Linked DNA regions of Homo sapiens: region 2 is linked to region 1. The links are chromatin contacts, found by POLR2A ChIA-PET in ENCODE. All regions are on one chromosome and are shown on one strand. Each heading gives the region's core, a stretch centred on a gene start or an enhancer-like site at or near the end of the contact. The rest is flanking DNA. Distances are from core to core; before and after follow the strand shown. Region 1 holds the start of DSCR4 (Down syndrome critical region 4). Region 2 overlaps KCNJ15 (potassium inwardly rectifying channel subfamily J member 15).

Region 1 (3,756 bases), core at 1,190-3,689:
GGGCAGCACTCCCTGGAGAGCCATTACCTCCCCTAGGGCTAATGGGACTGTAAGGAGAGAGGTCACCGGACCCCACAGAGAGCTAGAGGAGACGACTGAGGGGTAGTGAGCTTCACACAGGAATGTAGCCCCTGCCGACTTGTGGCCTTGAGAGCTCGAGCATCCGTACCTCAACCATTCTGTCCTCCTGCCCCAACTTCCTCTGTGCCTCCATGGGCCAATGGGAAGCCAGAGGGTAACAGAGCCCATGTGGGGCTGTTCGTAGAGGTCAGTGTTCTGGGGTTCAGAACATGGTGGGGAGGAGGGCAGGGAGTCTGAAGGGTCAGACACAGAATGTCAAAAACATCCTTATATGTGGTTTCATCTAGTGCTCTTAAACCAGACTCACTAACCTACTGTGTTTTAAAATACAGCTTGCCAAAGTCTGTGTTAATATTATTTAACTTTGATGTGTATCTGTGATGGTTAGTTTTGTGTGTCAACTTGACTGAGCCATGGGATACTCCTAACAGGTTGAATGTTATTTCTGGGTGTATCTGTGAAGGTGTTTCTGGAAGAGATCAGGATCTGAGTTGGTGGACTGATTAAAGCAGATGGCTCTCCTCAATGTGGCTGGGCCTCATCCAGTCCATCCAGGGTCAGAATAGAAGAAAAACGGAGAGGAAGGGAGGACTTTTTCTCTTTGCCTGATTGAGCTGGAATATTGATCTTCTGCCCTCTGTGCTTCTGGTTCTCAGGCCTTTAGACCTGGGCTGCAATCTATACCATCGGCCCTCCAGCTCTTAGGCCTTTGACTTTCATCAGCTTTCCTGGGTCTCCAGCTTGCAGAGAGCAGATCATGGGGCTTCTCAGCCTCCACAATCACATGAACCAGTACCTGATAATAAATTGGTTCTGGTTTTTCCAGAGAACCCTGATTAATATACTATCTGTGCATTCACTTAGGAGAAACAAAGTCATTAAATGTGAAAAAAAAAAAAGAACTGAGTCACTCAGAAGAATCATACTATAGTTGCCCATCATATATTATAAAGAACAAAGTATTCTAAATTATTTACGAATAAGAATTCTATAAAGAAAATGACTGATTATCTGCGCTTACACAAAATATTTCATGGAAATTTTATTACCGTGCTCTTTTTTTTTTTTAATTTAACCATCATTATGTTGTGCATTCATCATCTGGAGTTTTTAGTTGTTTAGAATTCCCTGTTGGCAGCCAAATTCCTGTCTGGGAAAATGTATGAGCCAGCCTTCATTTTCCACGATGACTTTCCAAGGAACCATTACAATTAAGAGAATGTAAGTTACTCATCTCCAATAACTGTACATGAAGCAATATTCCGAGGATTTGTTAACTGTCTTTGACAGGAGATCATCTACTCACAGTAGGTGCTTAACAAATGCCATCTTGAATGAATGAAGACCCTTTCTCACAGTAACAAAGTTGGGTCCAGGCTCCTTCATTTTTGCTCAGCAAGATGAAGCTAAGGAAACAGGAAATAAGTCATCAACCAAATCATAGTAACAAATCGTTCTATTCCATTCTCCATAATTCACCCTTCAGTCCAGGGGAACACTAACAATTGCCCCTCCAGATACAAAGAAATTGCCTCCTCTGAAGACAGCTGCCTCACCTAAGGCCACATTTCCTTCCAGGTTGCCCCACTTCCAATGAGTCACTGATTGGCAATCCATAAAGGTCAGCTCTCTTGCCTCAACTCAGCATACCTCTGACAGATCGTCCCATCTTCCCGTCTCCCTTGAGGTTTGACTGGGGTTGCTGCTGACCCAGTGATATAGGAGTTAAGAAGAAAGTACTTAGGCAGATAGTGAAGGTATGGGAGTCCTCAGTAAGGTCTTCCTTTTAATGAAAAGCAGCCCCCAAATCATTTTCTTTTCTAACAAAAAGCAACCTGGAAAATCGAGCTGCAGACACAGACAAGCAAGCTGAAAGCTTGCACAGGCAAATACCGGCAGTTGTGCCAATAAAAATATACTACCTGGGGCCGGCGCTGTGGCTCACGCCTGTAATCCCAGCTACTCAGGAGGCTGAGGCAGGAGAATCGCCTGAACTTAGGAGGCGGAGGCTGTGGTGAGCCAAGATGGCGCCATTGCACTCCAGCCTGGGCAACAAGAGCGAAACTCCGACTCAAAAAGCGACAACAGCAGCAACAACAACAACAAAAAACACTACCTGGGATTAGGCATGTTCTAAATGGCAGCTCCATCTTCTCTTTTTGCCACCCATGTTTACAGAAACGAGTGGACAAGACGGCCCCTGCCAAGTGGGAAGCCTATTTGCATAACAAGATTAGGGTGGGGTGACCAGCCTTCCCTGCGCGCTACGTAAACGTCACCCCTGGTCGAACCAATCTCTGGGCTCCACGTAAATCAGACACCGCCTCCTCAAGCCTGCCCGTAAAACCTGCTGCCGTCAGTCACGGGCCAGCCTTTCCCTTAAGGATGTCTGAGAGCTGGTCTCCTCACTCTTTTCTTCCGCCTATTAAACTTTCCGCTTCTTAACTCACCCATGTGTGTCCATGTCGTTAATCATCTTGACGAGAGATGATGAACCCCGGATATTTACCCCAGACAGTGATGCCGCTTCACCAGCATTGCACTCTACTTCCCCGCTTCCTGATCCTGCCTCAGCTTCTCCTCTCCACAGGTATTGATCCCAAGAACAACCCGTAAGAAATGTCCTGCACGCTAATCTCCATCTCAGAGTCAGCTTCCCAGGGAATCCAGCAATTACGAAGCATTCAGCTTAATTTTGTTGATTGCTTTATGATTTTGTGTGTGTGTGTGTGTTTTAATGTTGAAATGTAACATATATTCAAAAGTGTGGATAAAGTCTCCATGACGATTAGTTTCCTGTGTCATCATGGGGGCCAGGCTTTAGTGCCTTTTTTTTTTTTTTTTTTTTTTTTTTTTTGTGGTGAGACAGAGTTTTGCTCTTGTCACCCAGACTGGAATGCAGTGGCGCGATCTCGGTTCACTACAACCTCCTGGGTTCAAGTGATTCTCCTGCTTCAGCCTCCCAAGTAGCTGGGATTACAGGTGCCCGCCACCAAGCCAGGCTAATTTTTGTATTTTTAGTACGGATGGGGTTTCACCATGTTGGCCAGGCTGGTCTTGAACTCCTGACCTCAAGTGATCTTCCTGCCTCGGCCTCCCAAAGTGCTGGGATTACAGGCGTGAGCCACTGCACCCGGCCTTTACTGCCCATTTATTTAATCAAACACTAATCTAGGTAGTGCTGCAAAGGTATTTTGTAGATGTAGTTAACATCTACAATCAGTTGGCTTTACATAAATCTTACTTTTCATACTGTGAATGGGCCTTATACAATCAGAAGCCTTAAGAGCAAAAACTGAATTTTCCTAGAGAAGAAAAAATTCTGCCTAAAGTCTGCAACATCGTTTCCTGCCTGAGTTTCAGCCTGCCAGCTTCTCCTACGGATTCTGGACTTGCCAGCCCCACAATCATGTAAGCCAATATGCTAAAATAAATTTCTTAATATAATTCTTAATGTATATATCCTTTTGATTCTGTTTTTCTGGAGAAATCTGGCTTATACAGGCTCTTAACATGATTGTTTATCTGTCAATTTTTATTTTATGGCTATGTTATTAGGTATAAACAAATTTACGATTATTTCATATTAAACCTGAAACGTTGATTATTCTGAAACGAGCCAGTCTTTGCTTTGGTTTTGTAACTTTTGCTTTGCATAGTAGTTTTACCATCCCT
Region 2 (3,584 bases), core at 946-3,445, 180 kb before region 1:
ATGAAACAGTTCTTGATATGGAGAATGTTAGTATACATTTTTAAAACTCAGTAGTAATGCATTTTTTAAAACCTATTTTTTGCATGATATTCTTTGTAATAGCAATTCGTTTTCCCCCTAATCTAATGAATAATTAAGAATCTACAGCCTCTCCTAGTTTTGTTATGACTTTGGAAAAAACTCAGTTTGAAACAACCAAAAACATTCTTAAAGCAAATAATTAGGCTTTATTAATGGCTTGATCAATATGCTGGTTATTCTTGGAAAAGTGCTACCAATGTCATTTTAGACGTGATATTTAGGTATGGCACCAAAATTCTACCTTACTCCTTAGAACTAAGCAGAACCAGCAGAAGAAATCTATTTTAAAGAGCAAATGAAAAAGTCAATAAGTGTAGGCATCTAATATTATAGTAGGAAAGACCTACCTATAAGAAGTGCTGGGCTCCCATGCTCAGCCCCAGGGAACGCTCTGCTCCATGTTAACAGCCGGGAACAAGCTGTCTGTGAGGCCCCTAGCATCTTCTAGTACCTGCCTGATGACTGACATAAATTTCCCCCACATTCCTTGAAAAAGATAATGCGGGTGATTACAGAGTAACTTTACCTGGGTGGCATGTTTTTCTTCACCTCATTGGTATTTTAGGAACTAAAAAAATCTTCCCTTTTATTAAGGAACTGATATACAGATTCATGCATTGCTCTTTCTGTTAGAGCAGTATTATCTCAATAGAAGTTGTGAAAGTAATCCTCTGGGCAAATCCCTTCAAGGAAATGGAAACTGTATCCATTAGCAGCAAACACCTGTTCAGGAGGCAATGGGTCTGCTGGGCATTTTAATTTTCCTGTTACTTTATTAAGAGTGTGTTATTTACTAAATGCCCCCTTGTAATTGACTTTTCTTTAGAAAGTCACGTTTTCATTTTTGTTGAAAAGAAGGGCCATAAATTATTCAAAATTTGTTTACCTTGAAGCAAATTCCACTGTTCTTGGGATCAAGTTAGAAGAAAAGTACAGGATATAATTGATGAACTAGGGCCTTACTATACCCTCAGCAACACTTCTCAGTGTAACGAAGAGGAAAGTGACCACAATAAAGGTTTGGAAATGAAACGCCATTCTGGCATGCCCAAATGCACAGACAAACTTGTAACATGAGCACCAGCAGAGACAAATGCAGCCTGTCTGCAAGTGACTGCATGCATTTTTTTTAAGCTGCTGAGGAAACTGCATGCCATTCAATCCACTGAAATAAAAACAGAGGATTAAGTTTTCCAGTGTGAGTGATACACAAGTGTCCTGCGGGCACTCAGCCCTCTGCCAGATTCTGGAAAGCTTGGCCCTGTTTTTATGAAGGCAGCACCATGAAGCTTCTGTTTGAAACTCTCTTTCAAAGGGGCAGCAAGCCAGGCTTGGGATGAACTGTATCTGTTTCCTCTTTCTGCTGAGAGCGCTTTTGCTGCAGTCCTGTGTATATAGTGCTGGAGTTAATGGCATCTATCATACCTCCTATCAAGTCTTGGTGGACAGAAATCACAGGACAAGACCTAGAGCCTCTGGGTGTGTTGGGGGCAGCATTTCTCAGTGGGAAAGAGAGCAGCTGGCACTCAGCAGTCAAAGGGTGCCATGGCCCTCTCTGTCCTCCTCCCTCCCTCAAGTGTGTGATGCCCTCAGAACCGTCTACTACCTGGTCACTCACTCCGCAGGTCAGGTGTCTTCTTCAAGGCAGGTAGAACGTCCTCGCTCCCCTTCACCCACCTGGCTACCATGGGATTCTGCTACTGCCTGAAAGAAAGAGGGACACATGGATTCATAGATGGTTACCAAGTGCACCCCAGTAAAACTGACCCCCGATGATTTTCTAAGAGTTACGCAGTGGCATTTACCTTCCAATCCCTGGAAATCGGCACAGTGCACAGAATAGGGTAAAGGTTCAAGGAACGATTTAAGAAGGAAGCTGAACCCCAACCACAGCCCTCACCACACAGTTCCCAGCCCCTGGAGGGAGCTCCGTAGCAAAACACCCTGGAAAGAGAGGGTTAACCCACCCTCATTGAGGCCCGCTATGAACTGACCGGCACACGGGGAGGCAGGAAGGGGAAGTGCAGAGGAAGTAAACAGTGAGCGCTGGAAGGGAAGAGTCTAGAATATTTTTACCGCCTGTGGAAATGCATTGCTACTGTTGAGTCATAGGACATTAGAGTGGAAAAGATTGTCAGAACCATCCCACTTGACACAGCTGGGTCCTGGCAGAAAGAACAAGGTCCAAAGTCTTTGGAAGCTAGCCCAGGGTTCCTGTCAGTCCACCACAAAATCCCCTTAAACATCCACAGTTTCATGTAATCTCCTTTAAATTCAAGAGGTTCTTTTGCATGTACTTTTTGAAAATAATTCTTCCTAAGCTATCTGCCTATCTATTATCTATCTTCTATCAATCTATTATCTATCAATTATCTCTCTAATCTATCATTTATTATATATCACCAATCAATCTATTATCTATCAATTATCTATCTATTTATTACCGGTCTAAATATCTACCTGCATATTATCTATCATCTGTCAATTATTGATCTATTACCTATCAATTATCTATGATCTGTATCTATCTATCAATCATCCATCTGTCTACATCCATATATTTTTATGTCTCTCACACACACACAGGCACACTTATACTTCCTACGTTTCTTCTGATCTGCCAATTATTTACAGTTATTACTCTCTTATAGTTAAAGTATTCCCAATTAACCTGTGCATCCTCTTACAGGCTGGATCCTGCCAGTGTGGCCACAGCATGTTTGGCAAATGACCTCTTTGTCATTGCTCTATTAAGACCCAGAATCTTCTTTGTGCCCATCAATCTTACCCATAGGCTTTATGAATTGCACTTCATCATAGGCTCTTAATTTATAGAATTTTATTCCTCAGCAGACTTCTTTCATGAAGTTTGAATCAGTGTTGATACATACTCTTATTTCATATAATTTTATGTTACTGCCTTAGGTTATATTCCCTTAGTGATTCTTCAATAGACCTGGCTTAACTTCTAACATGGTAAGCAACAATAACAGTTTTCCAAAAGATAAAAACACAAAGAATGAGAGAAGAATAGTTTCTTCTAATTTCCCCTATCTTAACCTTTTTCCCATTAAAAAAAAAAGTGCAGCTTGCCACCAGTACTCACTTAATTTTACATAAACATGCTTTTCGAGGCTGAAGCAAATCTGATTGATTTTCAATGTGAAAGTAAAACATAAAAATTGTTCTTGGAGTTATTTCTAAACAGAACTAACATCAGAATCATCTGAATCATCAGAATTGTCTATTTCGGAAAAATTGGATTCATCAAATGAATCTCTGGCCAACAACTGTTGGAGACCAATGTTAACACCATGTGTAGGAATGCTGTGTTTTCCAGGATTTGACATTTTCAGCGATCAAGAATTACTATATTTTGTAAATAAAAATACCACTACTAAAAGCAGAATGCTCTAAATAGAATGTTGTCTTTTGTTTCCAAAGTTGATATACTAGAGTGATATGAAAATAATAATAAAAGTAATATACTGTGTGGCAAAATC

What was found. ChIA-PET counts read pairs that join two places held with the same protein, here RNA polymerase II (POLR2A).
Region 2: POLR2A ChIA-PET joins it to region 1 with 11 read pairs in K562. The contact joins the enhancer-like site here to the promoter of DSCR4 in region 1. POLR2A ChIA-PET finds 5 or more read pairs at or near these places in 2 of 52 experiments (K562 and activated CD4-positive, alpha-beta T cell).

The regions. Positions count from the first base shown.
Region 1 is chr21:38,120,043-38,123,798 of GRCh38, reverse strand. DSCR4 (Down syndrome critical region 4) reads left to right here and starts at 2,439. Exons shown (of 3, transcript NR_147130.1): 1 at 2,439-2,671; 2 at 3,391-3,492. It overlaps DSCR8 (Down syndrome critical region 8), which reads right to left and starts at 2,348. Exons shown (of 3, transcript NR_026842.1): 1 at 2,198-2,348; 2 at 1,388-1,487.
Region 2 is chr21:38,295,127-38,298,710 of GRCh38, reverse strand. KCNJ15 (potassium inwardly rectifying channel subfamily J member 15) reads right to left here. Exons shown (of 3, transcript NM_170736.3): 2 at 1,688-1,785. Among named protein-coding and RNA genes, the nearest start is that of KCNJ15, 40 kb to the right of the region's middle. Within about 2 kb of position 2,195, at least 5 of the 41 ENCODE cell types and tissues checked have a DNase peak (open chromatin) inside an H3K27ac peak, as active enhancers do.